Regions from separate parts of the Homo sapiens genome. Here all the other regions are linked to region 1. A link is an interaction called in ENCODE POLR2A ChIA-PET data of the cell type or tissue named here. Cell type or tissue: Panc1. All regions are shown on one strand.

The links. ChIA-PET counts read pairs that join two places held together with the same protein. Peaks named below come from ENCODE experiments on the same cell type or tissue, not always from the same donor. Only the 100,000 strongest peaks of a DNase experiment are listed, where the experiment ranks them.
Region 2: POLR2A ChIA-PET joins it to region 1 with 13 read pairs; 4 of 35 experiments call an interaction of 5 or more read pairs at or near these places.
Region 3: POLR2A ChIA-PET joins it to region 1 with 20 read pairs; 5 of 35 experiments call an interaction of 5 or more read pairs at or near these places.

What each region holds. Positions count from the first base shown.
Region 1 is chr19:40,300,695-40,308,694 of GRCh38, reverse strand. It overlaps a transcript of C19orf47 not described here. Among named protein-coding and RNA genes, the nearest start is that of AKT2, 19 kb to the right of the region's middle. In Panc1, no CTCF peak of the experiment used is centred here; a DNase peak (open chromatin) is centred at 3,164; H3K27me3 peaks cover 862 bases.
Region 2 is chr19:40,237,798-40,245,797 of GRCh38, reverse strand. AKT2 (AKT serine/threonine kinase 2) reads left to right here. Exons shown (of 14, transcript NM_001626.6): 5 at 3,111-3,264; 6 at 3,729-3,860; 7 at 5,688-5,753; 8 at 6,825-6,893; 9 at 7,707-7,829. Among named protein-coding and RNA genes, the nearest start is that of CCNP, 15 kb to the right of the region's middle. RefSeq lists an enhancer at 3,217-3,718. In Panc1, no CTCF peak of the experiment used is centred here; no DNase peak of the experiment used is centred here.
Region 3 is chr19:40,138,666-40,146,665 of GRCh38, reverse strand. No RefSeq gene overlaps it. Among named protein-coding and RNA genes, the nearest start is that of MAP3K10, 49 kb to the left of the region's middle. RefSeq lists enhancers at 1,344-1,393, 2,014-2,163. In Panc1, no CTCF peak of the experiment used is centred here; DNase peaks (open chromatin) are centred at 1,525 and 6,635; H3K27me3 peaks cover 1,112 bases.

The DNA of each region.
Region 1 (8,000 bases):
GTGAGGAGTTTGAGACCAGCCTGGCCAACATGGCGAAAACTTGTCTTTACTAAAAACACAAAAATTTGTCAGGTGTAGTGGCATACGCCTGTAATCCCAGCTATTTGGGAGGCTGAGGCATGAGAATTGCTTGAACCTGGGAGGTGGAGGTTGCAGTGAGCCAAGATTGCGCCACTGCACTGCAGCCTGGGTGACAGAGCAAGACTCTGTCTCAAAAAAAAAAAAAAAAGTTGACTTTCTGGCTGGGCGTGGTGGCTCACACCTGTAATCCCAGCGCTTTGGGAGGCTGAGGCGGGCAGATCACCAGGTCAGGAGAGCGAGACCATCCTGGCTAACATGGTGAAACCCCATCTCTACTAAAAATACAGAAAATTAGCCGGGTGTGGTGACACGCGCCTGTAATCCCAGCTACTCTGGAGGCTGAGGCAGGACAATTGCTTGAACCTGGGAGGCAGAGGTTGCTGTGAGCCGAGATTGTGTCACTGCACTCCAGCCTGGCGACAGAGTGAGACTTCGTTTCTAAATAAATAAATAAATAAATAAAGTTGCCTTTCCTCCCTCCAGACATTTTACAGAGTACTTGGTCCTGAATTATCAGTAGAGCATATCCTGGCCATCCTTAAACCTTCTTGATTGTGTGTTATTATGAAGAGCTTGATCCTACAGCTGTGTGATCCACAAGTTACTCAACCTCTCTTCAGTTTCCTCTTCACTAAGATGAGAGTAATAATTAGCCGGGCGTGGTGGCGGGTGACTGTAATCCCAGCTACTTGGGAGGCTGAGGCAGGAGAATTGCTTGAACCCGGGAGGTGGAGTTGCAGTGAGCCAAAATTGCATCACTGCACTCCAGCCTGGGTGATAGAGCAAGACACTGTCTCAAAAAAAAAAAGCCACAAAACCAAAAAAACCAAGATGAGAGTAATAATAGCACCTATCCCATGGAATGGTTTTGGGGATTAAATGAGTCGATTAGTGTGAAAGGCTTAAAACAGTACCTGGCATACAGTGTTGATACCTAATTTTATCTCTGAAATTTCCTGTAATCCCAGTACTGTGGGAGACAGAGGCAGGTGGATTGCTTGAGCTCAGGAGTTCAATACCAGCCTGGGCAACAAGGCAAAACCCTGTCTCTACAAAAAATACAAAAATTAGCCAGGTATGGCGGCTACTAGGGAGGCTAAGGCAAGAGGATCCCTTGAGCCCAGGAGGCAGAGGTTGCAGTGAGCCGAGCTCATGCCACTGCATTCCAGTCTGGGTGACAGAACGAGACCCTGTCTCCAAACAACAAACAAACACACCTGCTCGGGTATGGTGGCTCATGCCTGTAATCCCAGCACTTTGGGAGGCAGAGGTGGGTGGATCACTTCAAAACAAGAGTTCGAGACCAGTCTGGCCAACATGGTGAAACACAGAGTCTACTTAAATACAAAAGTTAGCTGGGCATGGTGGCATGCGCCTGTAATCCCAGCTACTCAGGAGGCTGAGGCACAAGAATCACTTGAACCGGGGAGGCAGAGGTTGCAGTGAGCCAGGATTGCACCACTGCGCTGTAGCCTGTGACAGAGCAGGACTTCGTCTCAAAAAAAAAAAAAAAAAAAAAAAAAAGGGCCGGGCGCGGTGGCTCACGCCTGTAATCCCAACACTTTGGGAGGCCCAGGCGGGCGGATCACGAGGTCAGGAGATCAAGACCATCCTGGCTAACATGGTGAAACCCCGTCTCTACTAAAAATACAAAAAATTAGCCGGGCTAGGTGGCGGGCGCCTGTAGTCCCAGCTACTCAGGAGGCTGAGGCAGGAGAATGGCGTGAACCCCGGGGGGCGGAGCCTGCAGTGAGCCGAGATCGCACCACTGCACTCCAGCCTGGGCAACAGCAAGACTCTGTCTCAAAAAAAAAAAAAAAAATTTTAATGACATTCTTACAGGCTATAAAATAACTTTTTTGGTAATGCTTTATTTTAGTATAATTGTAAACTTTTAGAAAAGTAACAAGAAGCCTGATGCAGTGGCTCACACCTGTAATCCCAGCACTTTGGGAGGCTGAGGCTGGCAGATCACCTGAGGTCAGGAGTTCAAGACCAGCCTGACCAACATGGTGAAATCCCGTCTCTATTAAAAATACAAAAATCAGCTGGGCGTGATGGTGGGTGCCTGTAGTCCCAGCTACTCAGGAGGCTGAGGCAGGAGAATCGCCTGAACCCGGGAGGCGGAGGTTGCAGTAAGCCGAGATCTCGCCACTGCGCTCCAGCCTGGGCAGCAGAGTGAGACTTGGTCTCAGAAAAAAAAAAAAAGTAACAAGAGTACAAAGGATTTCTGTATACTCTTTACCCAGATTTGCCAATTGTTTACAATTTGTTCCATTTGTCTTACTGTTCCCTCTTCTCCCCTCCATAAGGATACATGCATCATCTATATCTATTGTGTTATGAGCCATTTGAGAATTAGGTTGGAGAACATCATGTGTCTTTCTTTACCTCAGGACACTTGTGTGTAGTTCCTAAGATCAAGAACATTCTCTTTCCTTTTTTTTTTTTTTTTTTTTTTTGAGACAGAGTTTTGCTCTTGTCGTCCAGGCTGGAGTGCAATGGTGCGATCTTGGCTCACTGCAACCTCCTTCATCTGGGTTCAAGCGATTCTCCTGCCTCAGCTTCCCCAGTAGCTGGGATTACAGGCGCCCACCACCACGTCCGGCTAATTTTTGTATTCTTTAGTAGAGATGGGGTTTCACCATGGTGGGCTGGCTGGTCTTTGAACTCCTGACCTCAGGTGATCCACCTGCCTCAGCCTCCCAAAGTGCTGGGATTCCAGGCGTGGGTCACCATGTCTGGCCGAACATTCTCTTTCATAAGCACAGTACAACTATCAAAACAAGAAATTTAACATGGACATGATACTTTTATCTAATGCAAAATTCATGTTCCAATTTCATCAATTGTCCCAATAACGTTCCTTATTGCTGTTTTTTCTCCTGGCTTGGAATCCAATTCAGGATCACATGTTACATTTATTTATTTATCTTTTCCGAGACACCCTGGTGACTTAACATGTTGCATTTAGGTGTCGTGTAAGAGCTTCCTTTTAGACAGTGAATGTTCAAATATAATGGTCCCGCAAATTGCTCTAGGAAGACTTGATGCCTGCAAGACATAGCTGGGTTTCTGCAGGGATGACCAGCTCATGTGGCGCCATCTTGTGGCAAGTGAATAGAGTTTATAAATCCACTGGGCAGCTGTGAAATTTTTCTCTTCTTGAAAAAGATCAGGTGGTGTTTATATTATTTCAGTTTTTCTTAGTAATGTGGGAGGCTGTGTTGTAAGGATTTTTCTATTTCAAATCTACCTTTTTTTTTTTTTTGAGACAGAGTCTGACTGTGTCGCCCAGGCTGGAGTACAGTGGCACGATCTTAGCTCACTGAAACCTCTGCCTCCCAGGTTCAAGCGATTCTCCTCCCTCAGCCTCCTGATTAGCTGGGATTACAGGTGCCCACCACAACGCCTGGCTAATTTTTGTATTTTTGGTAGAAATGGGATTTCGCTATGTTGGCCAGGCTGGTGTCGAACTCCTGATCTCAGGTGATCCGCTCTCCTTTGCCTCCCAAAGTGCTGGGATTACAGGCATGAGCCACCGCGCCTGGCCTAATTTTTTGTATTTTTAGTAGCAGGCTGGTCTCAAACTCCTGGCCTCAAGTGATCCGCCCACCTCAGCTTTCCAAAGTGCTGGGATGACAGGCATGAGCCACCGTGCCTGGCCAACTCGGTAAACAGACAAGTTCAGACCTGGAATAAAAATCAGCCTAGTACAGAGCTTTAACCTTCCTAATCAAAACTGCATTTGGTAAACAAATATTTTTTGATCCCCAAGTCCCAACTATGTGCCTGGTGTAGGGGAGCAAAAAATGGCTTCCCTGTACCCTTCTAGGTTCTTTGACTGGGCTACATATTAAATTGACATAAGGCAGATTAACAGTAGAAAAAAACTCATTTTAATTAAGTAAGTATGCACAGGAGCCCCACAATATATGAGATTCAAAGAAGGGCCAGATGATTGAAGCTTATATAGCATCCTGAGCTACAGAAAAAAGAGGGGCTTGCGGCTTCTAGGAGGTGGTGGTGACCTAAATTATGGGAGGGTGCAGGGAGGAAGTGTATGGTGAATAAAAGTTGTCTTGTTATGCAGATTATAAGTCTCTTAGTTAAGAAAAGTTGTCCCAGAAGAATAGATCTGGGCGTGGTGCCAACCTCCAGTCTCATCTCCTGTGATCTGAGCTCATCTTTCCTGATTGAGAAGATTCCTGGGGAGGGGATTCGTGACACTGAAGTTCCTTTTGGAGGATCCGTGTTTAGGTAGATAAGGGAAGGTCAAAGAAAGTCCTCCCTGCCCTTGCTGTTCCCCAGGTTCCCTCCATTTGAAGTAATCAGTCTATCAAAGGGATGTATTTTGGGATGGCATTTCTCGAACTTCTTCATTTCTCCTATCTGAAACTTCTCTAGAAGTTCCACATGCTAAAAGTTGATTTGGTGGTGGATGACAGAAAAATCAGATTAGTGTTTGAATAGTATGAGACCTGGGACTAGGTCAGTCCAATTAATCAGTTCTGTCTCATTCCAGGAGGTGGTGTGGCAGGTGGGCTGCCATCACAGTCAGGCCTCTGTATGGCACAAGCAAACAGGTATTTAATAAGAGGAAACAAAAGAATAAGGTTAATGTTTGCAGCAATCTGTAAACTAGTTTCTGAGCCTGGAGGGCAGCCAATTGACATGATTTCTAGATGCTGGATCAAAGCATTTTCAGTTGGAGTAGGGGCAGGCAGTGATAATTTGACACAGATTTTCCTGGTTGCAATTTGCATTAGGGGTTCCAGTGAACTTTTTTTTTTTTTTTTTTTTTTTTTTTCAGACAAAGTCTCGTTCTGTCGCCCAGGCTGAAGTGCAGTGATGCGATCTCGGCTCATTGCAACCTCTGTCTGCCAGGTTCAAGCGATTCTCCTGCCTCAGCCTCCTGAGTAGCTGGGACTACAGGCGCATGCCACCACGCCCGGCTAATTTTTTGTATTTTTAGTAGAGACGGGGTTTTACCGTGTTAGCCAGGATGGTCTCGATGACCTTGTGATCCACCTGCCTCGGCCTCCCAAAGTGCTGGGATTACAGGCATGAGCCACTGTGCCGGCCTTTTTTTTTTTGAGAGTCTCGCTCTGTTGCCCAGGCTGGAGTCAGTGGTATGATCTCCGCTCACTGCAAGCTCCGCCTCCTGGGTTCACGCCATTCTCCTGCCTCAGCCTCCCAAGTAGCTGGGACTACAGGTGCCCACCACCATGCCCAACTAATTTTTTGTATTTTTAGTAGAGATGGGGTTTCACCGTGTTAGCCAGGATGGTCTCGATCTTCTGACCTCGTGATCCCCCCACCTCGGCCTCCCAAAGTGCTGGGATTACAGGTGTGAGCTACTGCGCCTGGCCTGTTTTTTTTTTTTAGATGGAGTTTTGTTCTTGTTGCCCAGGCTGGAGTGCAATGGCACAATCTTGGCTCACTGCAGCCTCCGCCTCCCAGGTTCAAGCGATTCTCCTGCCTCAGACTCCCAAGTAGCTGGGATTACAGGCACCCGCCACCCCGCCCGGCTAATTTTTGTATGGGGTTTCACCACGTTGCCCAGGCTGGCCTTGAACTCCTGACCTCAGGTGGTCTTCCCACCCCGGCCTTCCAAAATGCTGGGATTATAGGTGTGATCCCAGTGAACTTTCTGATTAGTTTGTATATTGGTAGGCATGAAGGTGGTGTATACCTAAGTGTTTGTGGTGATTTATCTGAAGTCTCTATCAAGTCTTCTAGTTTTAGCTTGCAGGGCTTCAGGAAAGGAAGTCTTACTTTCAGTAACTCCAAGTCAGAAGGGAGAAAGACTGGAAATGTTAGTTTGGAGAGTCATAGCCAGACATTTGAGGAAACTGGAAGAATTCAGGATCCACTCAAGTTTCCAGGTAAATAACAAACCCTCCACAACAATGAACTAGAATCTAATAATGGATACACTATAGTTTTCTTCTGAAACATGATTTTTCTTTGTACAGTCACCCCCATTTCTGCCAGACACAATCACAATGAGATCAATTTGTTGCCAGGAGTGGTGGCTCATGCCTGTAATCCCAGCACTTTGGGAGTCGAGGCAGAAGCAGATTGCTTTAGTCTAGGAGACCAGCCTGGGCAACATGGCAAAACCCCATCTCTATAAAAAATACAAAAAAATCAGACGTGGTGGCACACGAAATACAAAAAAATTAGACATGTTCGTGCATGCCTGTAGTCCCAACTACTCAGGAGGCTGACCTCAGAAGGATCATCTGAGCCTGGGGGGTGGAGGCTGCAGTGAGCCGTGATCCTACCACTGTACTCCAGCCTGGGTAATAGAGCAAGACCCTGTTTCAAGGAAAAAAATATCAATTTGTTGCAAAATAAGGTTGGTCTCTTATTAAACTTGGCCTGATTATTTATGTAAGAGCAGTAAGAATAATGATTGATTGTAAAGATTCTTTTTTTTGCTTTTTGGAGATGGAGTCTTGTTCTGTCGCCTAGGCTGGAGTGCAGTGGCACGTTCTTGGCTCACTGCAACCTCTGCCTCCCGGGTTCAAGCGATTCTCCTGCCTTAGCCTCCTGAGTAGCTGGGATTACAGGTGCCCACCACCATGCCCGGCTAATGTTTTGTATTTTTAGTAGAGATGGGGTTTCTCCATGTTGACCAGGCTGTTTTCCAACTCCTGACCTCAAGTGATCCACCTGCCTCGGCCTTCCAAAGTGCTCGGATTACAGGCATGAGCCACTGTGCCTGGCCCAGATTGGACCTTTTTTTTTAAGATTTTTTTCCTAGACAGAGTCTTGCTCTGTCACCCAGGCTGGAGTGCAGTGGAGTGATCTTGGCTCACTGCAACCTCCACCTCCCAGGTTGGAGTGATTCTCCTGCCTCAGCCTCCCAAGTAGCTGGGACTGCAGGCGTGGGCCACCATGCCCAGCAAATTTTTGTATTTTCAGTAGAGATGGGTTTCTCTATGTTGGCCAGGCAAAGCTTCTCAGGCCAGGCGCGGTGGCTCGCACCTGCAATCCCAGCACTTTGGGAGGCTGAGGCAGGTGGATCACGAGGTCAGGAGTTTGAGACCAGCCTGACCAACATGGCGAAACCTCGTCTCTACCAAAAATACAAAAATTAGCTGGGCATGGTGGTGGGTTCCTGTAATCCCAGCTACTCGGGAGGCTGAGGCAGGAAGAATCTCTTGAACCTGGGAGGCGGAGGTTGCAGTGAGCCAAGATCATGCCACTGCACTCCAGCCTGGGCGACAGAGCGAGACTCTGTCTCAAGAATAAATAAATAAATAAATAAATAAATAAATAAATAAATAAAAGCCTCTCAAGGTTATGAAGCCAGGGACTTGCCATCAAACTATGCCTATGGCACTATAATACTGTAGGTATTAAAAAAAAATTATAATCTGTCAGCTCAGTCCCATGTAATTCTTATTCTTCCTGATGTTGTTAGCAGGGTTTCTTTTTCTTTTTATTTTCTGAGACAGAGTCTCGCTCTGTTACCCAGGCTGGAGTGCCTCGGTTCAGTGTAACCTCCACCTCCCGGGCTCAAGCGATTCTCGTGCCTCAGCCTCTGGAGTAGCTGGGATTACAGGTGTGCACCACCACACTCAACTAATTTTTTTGTTTTGTTTGTATTTTTAGTAGAGATCGGGATTCTCTATGTTGGCCAGGCTGGTCTCGAGCTTCTGGCCTTAAATGAACCGCCTGCCTGGGCCTCTCAAAGTGCTAGTATTACAGGCATGAGCCACCACACCTAGTCGAGTCAGCAGTTTTCTGAGTCCAGTTTTTCCACTAGAGTTTTGGAAATTCTTACCCAGTCCAATGTTATAATCATAAGTTTATTAGGACCTTCTATTCCAGACTACTTGTCAGAGTCATTTCCATGAATCTTGAAGAAGCAATTTGGGGCAATAGCTGATTGCAAATGCTTTTAG
Region 2 (8,000 bases), 63 kb after region 1:
GTTCAAAGCAGGTGGAAATCTCTGCCTCCGTGGGGTGGACATAGATGGGTTATGGGGACTCCAGTCTCTGAGTGGGTGGGGAGGGCAGCGTGCCTTTTGTAATTCCAGCTACCAAGCCTGGAGCAACTGCTGTTTTTCTGGAATCTGTTTTTTCAATCTGTGCCCCAGTTCCTCCTTCATAATGGGTGGGAGTAGGGATAGTTGATGATAGCAAGTGCTTCCCATTTGTTATTAGAGGCTGTTCCTTTCCTTCGACTCCCAGTTCCCCTCCCTTGGAGGCAGGCAGGGCTCCAGGATCATGACTTCTCTTCTGGAGATGTTTGTGCCTATGTGAGCATGTGTCTGCAGAAGTTCATTATTTTCTAACTTAGGAGCACAGAACTGTATACTGTTCTTCACCTTCCTTAATTTTGAAATTTTTTATAAAGGCGTGGTCTTCTTATGTTGTCTAGGCTGGTCTGGAATTCCTGGGCTCAAGCAGTCCTCCAGCCTCTGCCTCCTAAATTGCAGGGATTACATGAGTGAGCTACCTTGCCCATCCCTGCACCTTCCTTTTTCTCTTAAGAAGTCTCAGATCATCCCAAGTCAGCATACAGACCTGCCTCAATCTTTCCCCCAGCTGCAGAATGTCTCATTGCACAGATGCCTCACAGGCATTCTACCTCACGACAGCCTGTGTATTAAACACTGCTGTGATATTTCATCAAATCGAAGGCGCTGTCATTGGGGAGGCACCCTGTTTCATATAGTGCCAAGAAAAAGGCGTGCCCAGTTAAATCAAGACAGACCCCAACTGTGAGATTAATCTGCATTCCAGCAGTGTCAAAATGTGGAAGAGGGTGCGTTGTGGGATGGATGGAAATAGAAGTAGTTTCGCGTGGTACACCAGGAAACGAGACTGGGGAGGAATACAGCCCAGCAGGGTGTCCCGGCTTGGATTTTGAAGCCCAGTCCCAGCCACACTTGTTCCCTGCCTGACCTTGGGTAGGGGCCCCAGTGTCTCAGGAACACAGGAGCAGTGACACTTGCCCTGGGGCGGGGGCCATCCTGGAAGATGCTGTGAAGGGCTGGCTGCACTCCCTGTGGCTTATTTAAATCACTGGGATTTGCGTGATTACACTCTCTGAATTTTCTCATTCTTAGTGAACATTTTATTTTTCTTGTTGGTCATATGAGTATTTTCTAGATACAAGCAAAATACACGGGGGGTTCAAAATGCGTTGGGTTGAAACACCTAATTGCAGTGTGGTCAAAAATGGGGGATGTGGACAATTTGGTGTAATTCAGCCTAATATATTTTTCATTTTGGTCTCTGGTCATTTTCACTTATTAGACAGAACAGTTTGTAAGTATCCAAAGAAAATTATTTTGTTTTTTTTTTAGCTGATTGCAGTGGTATGATCATGGCTCACTGCAGCCTCCACCTCCTGGGCTCAAGCAGTTCTCCCACCTTAGCCCCCTGAGTAGCTGAGACCACAGGCATGTGCCCCCACACCTGGCTAATTTTTTATCTTTGGTCTCTACAAAGTGGGTATCCATGTTGCCTAGGCTGGTCTCAAACTTCCGGATGCAAGCCATCGTCCCGTCTCAGTCTCCCAAAGTGCCAGGATTGCAGGTGTGAGCCACCGAGCCCAGCTCAAAGACAGTTCTTTCTCAGCAAGTTCTAAACCATGAGTGACAGAACTAGTTTATTGTTCTTTATTTTATTATTATTATTATTATTATTATTATTATTATTATTTTATTATTATTTTGGGATGGAGTCTCGCACTGTTGTCCAGGCTGGAGTGCAGTGGCGCGATCTCGGCTCACTGCAACCTCCGCCTCCCGGGTTCAAATGATCCTCTTGCCTCAGCCTCCCGAGTAGCTGGGATTACAGGCGCCCGTCACCACGCCCGGCTAATTTTTTGTATTTTTAGTAGAGACTGGGTTTTACTATGTTGGCCAGGCTGGTCTCGAACTCCTGACCTCAAGTGATCCTCCACCTTGGCCTCCCAAAGTGCTGGGATTACAGGCGTGAGCCATCGCACCTGGCCTGTTTTTATTTTTTATTTTTGTTTTTTAAAAACTTTTTAAGAGATGGGTCTTGCTTTGTTACCTAGGCTGGTCTTGAACGCTTCGGCTCAAGCACTTGGTCCACCTTGGCCTCCCAAAATGCTGGGATTACAGGTGTGAGCCACAGTGCTTAGCCTCTAGTTAACTGTTCTTAAACCAGGCTCCCTTCTGCTGGGACCTACTTCTTGTCCACCAGCTTCTCTCCTCTACATCCCTGGGCTGCCAGGACCTCTGTCCCTGCCATGCAGACTCCCTGCTCCCAGTGGACTGTCCCCTCCAGGGAGTCCTGCGGGCCAGCTCTTGCCTTGCAGTGTCTTCAGCTCCTTTGGCTAATGAATGCTGCTTCTTACTCTTGGTTTAACTTTACAAAACATTGGTAACTTATAAACTTGAGCTTGTCATTTGTTCCGAAGAATTCACAGGAGCACTCTCTCTCCCTCATTCAAGGCTCAGGGTGGTGGCTCATTTTCAAGGGGCTGTGAAAAGAGAGGGTCACTCCTTTTTGATCATTTCCCTGCTGCCTGGCTTCAAATGGCCCTCAGGCCAGGTCACTTTAGGGAAATTGGTGATCGCTCTTGGTATTCCACTTTTTTTTTTTTTTTGAGACGGAGTCTCGCACTGTCACCAGGCTGGAGTGCAGTGGTGCGATCTCTGCTCACTGCACCCTCCGCCTCCCGGGTTCAAGCAATTCTCCTGCCTCAGCCTCCTGAGTAGCTGGGATTAGGCGAATGCCACCCCTGACTAATTTTTGTATTTTTAGTAGAGACGGGGTTTCACCATGTTGGCCAGGCTGGTCTCGAACTCCTGACCTTGTGATCCATCCGCCTCAGCCTCCCAAAGTGCTGGGATTATAGGCATGAGCCACTGCGCCTGGCGTGGAATTTCACTCAGGTCCCTTCAGCTCTCTCTGGTTCTGACAGATCTTGCCCAAATTCCCATGGTTATGTGGTCATTTGCTTGCCTGTTGCTGGGGGTGGCTGGGAGGTGGCACTCAGCTGTTCGACTCTGAGGCCCAGGACTCCTGGCTGCTGGGACTCACGTGTGTCCCTGCACAGGGAGGAGTGGATGCGGGCCATCCAGATGGTCGCCAACAGCCTCAAGCAGCGGGCCCCAGGCGAGGACCCCATGGACTACAAGTGTGGCTCCCCCAGTGACTCCTCCACGACTGAGGAGATGGAAGTGGCGGTCAGCAAGGCACGGGCTAAAGTGGTAAGTGCTGGGAGCAGGGGTGGGGCTGCCAGCCTGCGGTGCCCCCACCCCCAGTGCTGGCCTGCTCTCCTTGGTTTCCATAACACAGTTCAGGGGGCTCAGCTGAGAGACAAGGCTGCCCTGCAGGGTGGGGTGATTTCAGGTGGCAGGTGCCCTAGGGTGTGCTCCATGCCCGTAGGGGAGGGAGCAACCTTGGGTGGACCCACTGCAGGTTCGTCCTGGGAGTTGGTGAAGACCTGGCTACCCCCACGTCAGAGCCCAGCCCTCCCAAGGCCCTGTGCCTGCAGAGCCTGGTCTGAAGGCCGCTTCAGAACACACAGTTGCTGCCCAGAGCCTCCCTTCCTGCTCCAGCCTAAGCCGTTTGGCAACAGTGTCTTTTGGTTTTCCTCTTTCTTTTGTTAAAATTTCCTCCCACGGGCCATGAGCCAGGCGCTGACTGCCCCCACTCTCCCTGTCCCTGGCAGACCATGAATGACTTCGACTATCTCAAACTCCTTGGCAAGGGAACCTTTGGCAAAGTCATCCTGGTGCGGGAGAAGGCCACTGGCCGCTACTACGCCATGAAGATCCTGCGGAAGGAAGTCATCATTGCCAAGGTGCGTGCCCCGGGAATTGCGCTCGCGAGCCTCTGTGGGGGCTGCGGTCTGGAGCCTGACCCTGAGGCCTGGACGCTTACCCGCGCTTTCTGCTGCTGTGGGCTTATTTCCCCCACAAATTCCCCCTAGTCAGAAAAGGGGGAGCCTGAGGCCCAGAGAGGAGCAGCAGGCCTTGCTGCTGAGTCCCCACCTCCACCCTATGTTAGGGGCTGGGGGTGCCTGTGGAGAGAGAGAGCCTCGGGGCCCCACCCAGCAGGTACTGTCAAGGGAGGCTGGGGCCTGTTGGGGAGGACGTCGCTGTTGGGGAGTCCCGGGCTTTGCTCAGGGTATCCCAGGTGGAGGCCGGGCCAGGAGTGGAATTCTACTTTTTCCCTTATTTGAATTTTTTGTAGTGGAAGATTCCAAAGACATTCAAAAATTTAAAAAGAAAATAAATATTACGGACCCCCATGTAGCCATTGTCCAGTTTAACCAGTTATCAGCGTTTAGCCAGCCTTGTTTCCTTAGCTCTGCCTGTCCCTCTTGTTCTGGAATACTTTAAGGCCTGTCCTAGACAACACGTCACTTCACTCATCCATACTTGAACATGTGTCCTGACAGATGAAGACTGTAAAGAATATAATCATGTGGTGCTGCCATCAGAGCCAACCAAATTAGCTGTTCATTCCTGATGTGACGATTGGGCCTAAGGCAGCCTTCCTCAGCCTCAGCACTGTTAACGTTTTGGGACAGATGATTCTGCGCTGTCGGGGCAGCCCTGTGCATTCTAGGGTTTCAGCAGCACCCCTGGCTTCTACCCACTGAAGCCAATACTAGCTCCCCAAGTTGTGACAATCAAAAATGACTTTTGGGTTGGGCGCCACAGCTCACGCCTGTAATTCCAGCACTTTAGAAGGCTGAGGTGGGAGGATCGCTTGAGCCCAGGAGTTCGAGACCAGCCTGGGCAACAAAGCAAGACCCTGTCTCTGTAAAAATAAAAATAAATTAGCTGGGCATAGTGGCGTGCACCTGTAGTCCCAGCTGCTCAGGAGGCTGAAGTGGGAGGATCAGTGGAGCCTCAGAGGTTGAGGCTGTAGTGACCCATGTTCACACCACTGCACTCCAGCCTGGGCGACAGAGCCAGACCCCCAGCTAAAAAAAAAAAGGGAAAAAAAAAAAAAAGACTTCAGACATTCTCAGGTGTCCCCTGGGGATAAACTTGCCCCAGAGAGAGCCTGTGTTCACGTTGCTGCAGGTGGCTCCAGATTTTTGGAACCACTCCTGGTGGTTCTGCTGTACAGTCAGGTACCAAATTAGAACCTGAATTAGAGTCACCCAAAGGGCTTGTGAGACAGTGCTGGGCCCACCCCGAGTTTCTGACTCAGTGGGCCTGGGGGTAGGTCCCAGGAATTTGCATTGCTGCCAGTTCCCAGGCGGTGCTGAGGTGCTGTGTGGGGACCACACCAAGAAGCACTGTTTTTCCTTCTTTGGGCAAGAATGCTTTCTAGGTGGGACTTCCCACAGCCTGTGGTGGCACCTCGGGGCTCTCGTGATGTCTGTTTGTCTCCCTTGCAGGGACGTCACAGGTGTCTTGTCCCTAGCAGCCTGGTCCTTACATTGTGACATTCCTGCTGACTTTTCACCTGTGGCTTTGAGAGCCACTGATGATCCTCGTCTGGGTCTGCTATTTGCTGAGGGTTTGCAGGCTTTCACTTTTCACTCCTGTGATTTTCTGCATTTATGGCTGGGAATGGAATTGCATTTCACAAGGCCTTGCTCCCCTTCGTCGGGGCGGAGTGGGCAGGTGTGGTGTTGCCCACCAGCCCCTCACCCGCAGTCTGTCTGCAGGATGAAGTCGCTCACACAGTCACCGAGAGCCGGGTCCTCCAGAACACCAGGCACCCGTTCCTCACTGTGAGTTGCCCTCCCCTTCCCAGACAGTGTGAGGCCAGCCTTTGGACAGAGCTCAGAGAGAGAGCCCTAATCTTCTGGTACAAAGCACAGTCTTGGGGTAGGCCAGGCGGGCAGGGCAAGGTGTTGCTGCGCCCTGCCAAGTCATCCGAACCAAGACATGTGGTGGGGGTGAGCAGGCTCGGGGAGTGGGAGGGTGACAGCTTCTTCATAGATGGTGGCTTCATGTAAGCATTTGAACTAACTGAAGATATCACATTATTTGCTGGCTGCTGTCTCTATGAGTTAGGAGCACTTAGCCCAGCTGGTTGAAGTGGAAACATTATTTTTTTTGTTTTTGTTTTCAGATATGCTCATAGAAGCAGATGTGTTAGCATTGTGTTGTCTGTCAGCCTGGACTGAGTAGATGCCTGTTTGGGCTGCAGTCTCCATCAAGGCCAGTGGCCACCAGTTAAATGGACTAGATTGAGGATGGCTTATGTATCATTTCTTTATCTCAGTTGCTGTCCAGGTATCCTATTAAGCCACAGTACTTTTTCAAATAAAATCTTATGAGGTACCTCAGTGCAGAAAACAGAATAGTTGAGTTGTCATGAGCTGAAGGACCCCCTGGTGGGAGTCTCTGAGGAACTCTCTGTAGATCTCCTTAGTGCAGTGGAGAACTACTGTTTGTTGACTGACAGCCTGTCCATCCTGTCATTGAAGTTGGCTCCCAAGCCTTTGCCACTCCCAGCCACAGCAGACATCACTTGTGTGTGTAAGTTGAACACATTTTACTGTAAAAACAAGAGCCATGGTTGCTCAGAACAGCTCTAGTTCTCCCTTGGCTGTGCCTGATGGAGGCAGAGGACAAGATGGTTCAGCATGTAACCCTTTCCTACCGCAGAGCCATGCCTTCACTTAATGCCCCAAAAGGTGCAGCCGGTATGTGAACCCCATATGGCTGACTCCTGGGGGCCCCAGCCAGGGCAGGGTGTGTGTGTGCAGAATAAGCAGGGCCAGGGCCCTGCCCTGGCATGGCTCAGCAGAGCCCTCCTCCCTCCCACCTCCCACCCTGCTGCCTTCATCCCCCAGGCGCTGAAGTATGCCTTCCAGACCCACGACCGCCTGTGCTTTGTGATGGAGTATGCCAACGGGGGTGAGGTGAGCCGCGGCTGCCTTGACTTTGCCCTCTGGGGCCTCCTTCTTTAGGGTGGGGCGGGATGGAGAGGAGCTGTGGGTGAGATGGAAGGGTGGAGGGAAATTTCAGTGTCATCTAGTGCCCCTCTCCCTTGAGGCAGGCGGCTTCGTCTCCATTTTGGGGGGGCAGTCACTGAGGCTCAGAGAGGTTAAGTGGCTTGCCCAAGTTTACACAGCTAGTGAGTGGGTGGGTCAGGTCCAAACCAGTCCAGAGAGGTGTGGAGAGGGCTGTGGGGCGATAGCACTGGGAAGGATGGTCTTAAAGGCCCCAGAGAAAGCCCCCAAGGGTTAAAACCTAGCAGCCCTCCGTTCCCGTGTCCTCTCGAAGTGAATTCCCGCAGCCGCTCAGCTTCCCCTTACAGAGTCGCCTCACTTTTGTCACCCACTCCTTGCCTCGCGCCTTCTCTGTGCAGTGGTTGGCACACCTGCTTTGGGATGCGTGGTTTGCTCATCTGTCTGATCTGGGCTTGCCCATGGCCTATTGTTACTTGGTCATGACGTGTGCTTCTTTTTGCCTCCATGCCATCCTCCCTCCTGTCTCGGATGTCTCTCCCATACCCTCTCATGGGTGCCTCCTGGCAGACCCTCGCCCTTCCCCCCAGCTCTGTGTCACTTATGAGCTTCTGCGCTCTGCCTTGATTGGTCCCTCTAGCTGTCACTTGCTGGTTCATGATACAGGTGTCACCACATCACTGCGCTGGGGCAGGGGGCTGGGAAGGTGAGGGCAGGTGGGTGGGCTGGGGCCTGACCTCCTCTCCCCACCCCTTCCTCCTGCAGCTGTTCTTCCACCTGTCCCGGGAGCGTGTCTTCACAGAGGAGCGGGCCCGGTTTTATGGTGCAGAGATTGTCTCGGCTCTTGAGTACTTGCACTCGCGGGACGTGGTATACCGCGACATCAAGGTTAGTGGCAGGGTGTGCGCCAGGCTGACCTGTGGCATGCACACCACATGGGACTCACACTGGGGAAGTTGGGCTGAGCTTCTGCCCTCATTCGCCAGGCTCCCCACCAAGGTCCAGGGTGGTGGCTGCCCTCATTCGCCAGGCTCCCCACCAAGGTCCAGGGTGGTGGCT
Region 3 (8,000 bases), 160 kb after region 1:
TAATCCCAGCATTTTGGGAGACCGAGGCAGACTTGAGGTCAGGAGTTTGAGACCAGCCTAGTCAACATGGTAAAACCCCATCTCTACTAAAAAACAAAAATTAGCTGGGTGTGGTGGCAGGTTCCTATAATTCCAGCTACTTGGGAGTCTGAGGCATGAGAATCCCTTGAACCCAGAGGTGGAGGTTGCAGTGAGCTGAGATTGTGCCACTGAGCTCCAGCCTGGGTGACAGGGGGAGACTTCATCTCAAACAACAACAACAACAAACAACAACAACAACAACAACAAAACAAAACCAAAAAACAAAAGAAAAGAAAAAGTTTCTCTTGCCCCACAAGGCTTGGCTAAGTATTAATAATAATTAAGAAGGTTTATACATCCTAATCCCTAGAACCTGTGAACGTTCCCTTATATGGCAAAATGGACTCTCAGATGTGATTAAGTTTGTTCAGTTGGGGAAATGATCCTGGGTTACCTGGGTGGGTCCTGAATAGAATCACAAAGATCCTTACAAGAGGGACACAGGAGAAGTTGGTCAGAGGGATGTCGATGTGACAATGGAAGCAAACATTAGAGGGATGCGGGTTTGTTTGTTTGTTTGTTTTTTGAGACGAAGTGCAGTGGTGTGATCTCAGCTCTTTGCAACCTCCGCCTCCTGGGTTCAAGCAATTCTCCTGCCTCAACCTCCTGAGTAGCTGGGATTGCAGGTGCTCACCATTACGTCTGGCTAATTTTTATATTTTTAGTGGAGATGGGGTTTTGTCATGTTGGCTAGGCTGGTCTTGAACTCCTGACCTCAGGTGATCCACCCGCCTTGGTCTTCCTAAGTGCTGGAATTACAGGCATGAGCCACCTCACCCAGCCGAGGGCCACTTTTGGAGAAGGAGGAGGGGGCCACGAGCCAGGGGATACGGGTGGCTAAAAAGACAAGGACATAAGGTCTTCCCTCAGTGCCTCCAGAAAGAATCAGCCCTGCCAACCACTTGACTTTAGCCCAGGGAAGCTGATTGCTGGCTTCTGACCTCCAGAACTGTAAGAGAATAAATCTGTGTTATTTCCTTTCTTTTCTCTTTCTTGTTTGCTTGCCCAGGGAAGCTGATTGTTGGCTTCTGACCTCCAGAACAGTAAGAGAATAAACTTCCTAACTTCCTTCCTTCCTTCCTTCCTTCCTTCCTTCCTTCCTTCCTTCCTTCCTTCCTCTCTTTCTCTCTCTCTCTCTCATTCTTTCTTTCGTCTCAAATCCCTGGGCTCAAGTGATCCACCCACCTCAGCCTCCCAAAGTGCTGGGATTATAGGTGCGAGCCACCTTGCCCAGCCAATCTGTGTTGATTTGGGGTTTGTGGGAGTTTTGCAGCATGGCCACTCAGTATGGAGTGCTTGGATCTGAGCTTCTCTGGTCCCTTGGCCTAGTAAGGCTCAAGATAGCTTTGCCCTGTCCTAAGTGTCTTACTTCTGTTAAAACAGTTTATTCTCATGACAACCTCTAGGAGGTAGGCATTGTCATATCTCAGTTTTATGTGTGTGGTCACAGAATCAGAGAGGTTAAGTGATTTGATTAAGGTCACGCAGCTAGTAAGTGAGGGAGCCAGAATATAAATCTAGACCATTTGAATCTGGATCAGAAGTTCTCCACGTTTGATCTCACTATAATCTTGTAAGTGAGCCGGGTGTGAAGGCTCACCTGGTACCTGTAATCCCAGCACCTTGGGAGGCCAAGGCAGGAGGATCACTTGAGCCCAGGAGTTCAAGGTTGCAGTGAGCCGAGATCACACCACTGCACTTCAGCCTGGCCAACAGAGTGAGACCCTGTCTTTAAAAAAAAAAAAAAAAAAAAAAAAAAAGGCCAGGCTTGGTGGCTCACGCCTGTAATCCCAGCACTTTGGGAGGCTGAGGTGGGTGGATCAACTAGGTCAGGAGTTTGAGACCAGCCTGGCAAACATGGTGAAACCCCGTCTCTACTAAAAATAAAAATTAGCCGGGCATGGTGGCATGTGCCTGTAATCCCATCTACTTGGGAGGATGAGGCTGGATAATTGCTTGAACCTGGGAGGTGGAGGTTGTAGTGAGCCGAGATCAAGCCACTGCACTCTAGCCTGGGTGACAGAGCAAGACTCCATCTCGGGAAAAAAAAAAAAAAATTCTTGCAAGTGGAGAGAGAATTGCAACCTTTGTGGCACCTTTAGACACTTCCAAAGCGTTTGTGTTTCATAGAGAATGCTTTTCTTTTTGATGTAAGTCTATTTCTTAACACATTAGAAAGAAAGAGAGTTTCCCGTGGAGGAGCTTTGTCATTGTCAGGAAATGCTGCATTTCAAGTGGTTTCACAGCTAGCATAACGTTGTAAAAGCAAAAATATATTCAAATTTATTTGACATTGCAGAGGCCCAAAATGGTGCTGATCAAGATGTCTGGTACAGTTCTTTTCACAGGGTGCTCTGATTTCATCAGCCAGCATTCCTAATTTAAAATAAGGAAAACAAAGGCAAAGTCCCCAGCTTCCCAAATCTGTACGATTATTCCTTTGTTTTCAATTCTGTGATGGAGATGATTTTTTTTTTCCCCTGAAGAAACGCAGATCTCCTTATTGGTGGATCTTTTTCTCTGCAAGAGGCTTTGCTTCTAATTTATTAGGTATTGATTCATATAATAAAAATCTTCCTTTTAAAAAACAAAGTACTACATTTCTTTGTTAAAAAAAAAAAAAAAACCCCAGGAAGTTCTTAAAATAGGAGTTCCTGAAATTCAGCGAAACACACAAATTGTGTTATTTTAAGGCAAGCCACTTGTAACCACATGTAAGTCAAGAAATAGAATTTGCCAGCTGTTCATAAGCCTCTCCACGTGCCCTAGCCCAGGCGCCCAGGCCCAGCCCCTCCCTTCTCTCTACCAAAATTAACCCTCAGCCTGACTTTTTTTTTTTTTTTTTTTTAAGATAGAGTCTCACTCTGTCATCCAGGCTGGAGTGAGGTGGCATGAGCTCGGCTCACTGCTACCTCCACTTCCCAGGTTCAAGTGATTCTCATGCCTCAGCCTCACCAGTAGCGAGATTACAGATGTGCACCACCACACTCAGGTAATTTTTTTGTATTTTTAGTAGAGATGGGGTTTCGCCATGTTGACCAGGCTGATCTTGAATTCCTGACCTCAGGTGATCCGCCCGCCTGGACCTCCCAAAGTGCTGGGATTACAGGCGTGAGCCACCGTGCCTGGCCAGCCTGACTTTTATAGCAATCATCTCTGTGTTTCTTTATAGTAATTAGTTATCCAAATGTGTGTCCATAGTTTAGTTTTGCCCTTTACAACTTCTAAAATGTTATTATTATGCCTCTTTTTTCTTATTCAGAGAATGTTGAATTCTCAAAGAAAAAAAGAGAATTTTGAATTGTAGTGACATCAGCATACGTTTTGAAGTATGTGAATATATATGCATATCTGAATATATATGTGCATATATAAAATTTTAAAATATCAATACTATCACTAGTAATATGATGACTAAATATAGTTTAAGATTTTCTTATGGTGCTTTTTTTTCCAGGAGGATATACCCCATTAGGGATTTATGTCAAATTAATATATCTTAAATTACTTTAAGACATTGTTTTAGCCTGGGCAACATAATGAGACCCCATCTCTATAAAAAGTAAAAAATTAGCTGGGCGTGGTCACACACGTCTGCAGTCCCAGCTACTCTGGAGGTTGAGGTGGGAGGATCGCTTGAGCCCAGGAAGTGGAGGCTGCAGTGAGCTGTGATCATACCACTGCACTCCATCCTGGGTGACAGAACAAGACCCTGTCTCAAGAAAACAAAAAACCAAAACCATTGTTTTGTGGGTGATTGAGTCCCAATCGCAAAAATTGTTTTGACATTCCATTTACTTGGAAAATATAAACCAATGAACATATGTATTCATTTTCCTCTCTATTGAGCAAAAGGTACATCCTGTTCATACCAATTTGCACCTTGGTTTTTTCACTTAACTACATCTTGGAGGTGACTATATATGTGTGTACACATGGGCCGGGTGTGGTGGCTCACGCCTGTAATCCCAGGACCTTTGGGAGGCTGAGGTGGGCGGATCACTTGAGGTCAGGAGTTCAAGACCAGCCTGGTAAAAATGACAAAACCCCATCTTTACTAAAAATACAAAAATTAGCAGGGCGTCATGGTACGTGCCTGTAGTCCCAGCTACTAGGGAGGTTGAGGCAGGAGAATGGCTTGTATCCTGGGAGGTGCAAGTTACAGTGAGCTGAGATCGTGCCATTGCACTCCAGCCTGGGCGGCAGAGCAAGACTGTCTCAAAACAAAACAAAACAAACAAATAGTCAAAAAAACAAAACAAAAAAACACGTGTGTACACACTTGTACATACACACACATCACATATATATGTAATCTTAATATATCTTATTTTCACAGCTGTACAGTGCTCTGTATTTGTGGATATAGCATAGTTGAATTAAGCAGCACCCTCTTCATGGCTATTGCAATAGTTTCCAGTTTTTTGCTATCATGCGTAGGGCTCCAGTGAAGAGGCACGTTCATATGAAGTTTCCTATTTCTGTCTGTGTCTTTGGACCTAATTCCTAGAAGTAGGATTGCTGAGTCAAAGGGCAAATTCACTAGATATTGCCAAATTCTCCTCCATGGAGGTTTTATCTTTTTATATTCCATCAGTAAAATGGAAGAGTCCCTGTTTCCCCACAGCGTTGCCAACAAGAGGGCTGTCCAACATTTGGATTTTTGCTAATCTGTTAGGTGAGAAATAGGATCTCAGGGCAGTTTTAATTGTGTTTCTTTTATTATGAGTGAGGCTGAGCTTTAGTTTATTTTTTATTTTTTGAGACAGGCTCTTGCTTTGCCAGTCAGGCTGGAGTGGAGTGGCACAATCTCGGCTGGCTCATTGCCACCTTCGTCTCCCAGGCTCAAGCGATTCTCCTGCCTCAGCCTCCTGAGTAGCTGGGATTACAGGTGCATGCCACCATGCCTGGCTGCACCATGTTGCCTGGCTGCAACATGGCATGCACCATGCCATGTTGGCCAGGCTGGTCTTGAACTCCTGACCTCAGGTGATCTGCTTGCCTCAGCCTCTCAAAATTCTGGGATTACAGGTGTGATATTTTATTTTTTATTTTTTGAGACAGGGTCTTACTCGGTCACACAGGCTGGAGTGCAGTGGTGCAATCATAGCTCACTGCAGCCTTGAACTCCTGGGCTCCAGCAGTCCTCCCATCCTCCCACCTCAGCATCCCGAGTAGCTGGGATCACAGGTGTGTGCCACCACACTCAGCTAATTTATTTTATTTTATTTAGAGACAAGGTCTTGTCATCTTGCTCAGGCTGGTCTTAAACTCCTGGGATCAATCAATCCCCTCACCTTCCCTTCGAAAGTACTGGGATTACAGGGATGAGCCACTGTGTCTGGCTATTTTTATAAATTTAGGTGGCATTTGCATTTTTTAACGTGAACTCTCTGTTTATGTATCTTGCCCGCTTTCAATAGGTTTCTTGTTTTTTTTCCCTTAATTTTTAGACACTTTATATTTTAGGGATTTTAACTCTTTCTCTTCTGTGATATAAGTGGTAAATATTTTTCTTATTTTGTCATCTGTAGTTTTTGGTTGTGTATGGCTTATTTTGTGGCCACGCAAAAGGTTTTTGTTTTTTTTTTGTTTGGTCATTTAACAAAATTCTCTTTTATGGCTTCTGGATCTTGAGTAATAGTTTGGAAAATTTACACCCTCCCCGGTAATGAGGGAACTCACCAGTGTTTTATTATCTGTGAGGCTGTGTTTTTTCATTTAGATCTTTGATATGTTTAGGATTTAATCTGGTATATGGGGTGGGAAATGCATTCAAGCTTCTTTGTTTTCACGTGGTCATCTAGTTGTTTCTACACTACTAAATTAAAACCTTTTCTAAAGTCCCTTCCTGAATTAGAAATTACTATATCATCATATAAATCTCCATCAGCAATTGCTTCTGTCTTTGGATTTTCTAACCTTCTTTTGATCTGTCTGCTTATTTATGCATCAGTAACACATTTTAAAATATTGTTTTTATTTACTTTTTTTTTTTTAGCCCCAACCATGGCAAGGGCACATATTGTTTTATTTTTATTGTATTATTTTTATTATTTTTAATTTTTCTGATACGGAGTTTTGTTCTTGTCACCCAGGCTGGAGTGCAATGGTGCAAACTCAGCTCACTGCAACCTCTGCCTCCCGGGTTCAAGGGATTCTCCTGCCTCAGCCTCTCGAGTAGCAGGGATTACAGGTGCCCACCACCATGCCCAGTTAATTTTTGTATTTTTAGTAGAGATGGGGTTTCATCATGTTGTCCAGGATGGTCTCAAACTCCTGACCTCAGGTGATCCACCCGCCTCAGCCTCCCAAAGTGCTGGGATTATAGGCATGAGCTACCACGCCTGGCCACTTATATCGTTTTAAGTATTTGGTAGAGCTACTGCCTAAGTTGGTGGCAGCCACGGCTGCTACTGCTTCTTTCTAGCTCTGGGGCAAAAAAAGAAAACACACACACACACACACACACAAACACACACACAAAACCCTTGATGATATCTGTATTGGGATTGCAATAAATTTGTAAACAAACTCAGAGGCAATTGAGTTCATGATGCTGGCAGCCTGCTTCTATCCTTGGAATTCTGGTGCCATCTAGTCGTCATTATGTGCAACAACAACTTTCTGAATTTCAAAAAGAAAATCTGGGAGGTAAAAGCAGTAAACATTTATTGTCTCACACACTTTTTGTGGGTCAAGTATTTGAGAGCAGCTTATCCACATGGTTCTGGTTCGAAGGCACTGGCCTGGGGTTCAGTCATCAGAAGGGTTTAAAGGAACTGGAGAATGCCCTTCCAAGGGGGCTCACTCACACTCCTCTGGGTCCACTTGCTCTAGGGGAAGCTAGGCCACATGATGGGGACTGTGGGGAGGGCCAGATGGTGAGCAAGTTAACGCAGAGAGTGAGGTGGAAGCTGTAATGCTAGATAATTTTAGACTTGCAGAAAAGTGCAGATAGTACAGAGAGGTCCCACATATCTCTCATCCTGCTCCCCCTATTGTTATTAGCATAGCACAATGATCAAAACTAGGAAATTAACATTGGTATCACAGTATCAACTAAACTACCAATCTTATTTGAATGTTAACACTTTTTCTATTGATGTCCTTTTTTTTTCCTTTTTTCTGTTCCAGACTCCCATATTGTGTTCAGTTGTTGTGTCTCTTCTAGACAGGAACATTTCCTCTGTATTTGCTTGTGTTTCATGACTTTGACACTTTGCTTTTTTAAGAGGTAGGGTCTCTTTCTGTCGCCCAGGCTGGAGTGCAGTGGTGCGATCATAGCTCACTGCAACCTTCAACTCCTGGACTCAGAGGATCCTCCTGCCTCAGCCTCTTGAGTAGCTAGGACTACAGCCACATGCCATGGTGCCCGGCTAATTTTTTTTGTCAGGATGGGGTCTCACTGTGTTGCACATGCTGATCTTGAATTATTGGCCTCAAGCAATCCTCCTGCCTCAACCTCTCAAAGCTTTGGGATTATAGGTGTGAGCCACCATGCCCAACTGACTTTGACACTTTTGAATGGTACTGATCAGTTAGTTTATAGGATATTCCTCAATTTGGGCTTGTCTGACATTTTCTCATGACTGGACTAAAGTTATGAGTTTTTGCCAAGAACGCCACAGAAATGATGTTGTGTCCTTCTCAGTGCATGATATCAGGAGGCACCTGATGTCAGTGTATCTTATTGCTGGTGATGCTGACCTTGATCACTTAAATTGCTGTATGCTGCACATCTCCACTGTAAAGTTACTATTTTCCCCTTGGTAATTAAAAACTATCTTGAAGGAGATTTTTTGAGACTATACAAGTCTTTTTCCTTCTCAAACTTTTGCCCACAAATTTTAGCATCCATTGGTGGATCTTGTCTGCAACAGTTATTGCTGTGACATTTGACTAATGGTAATTTTTCA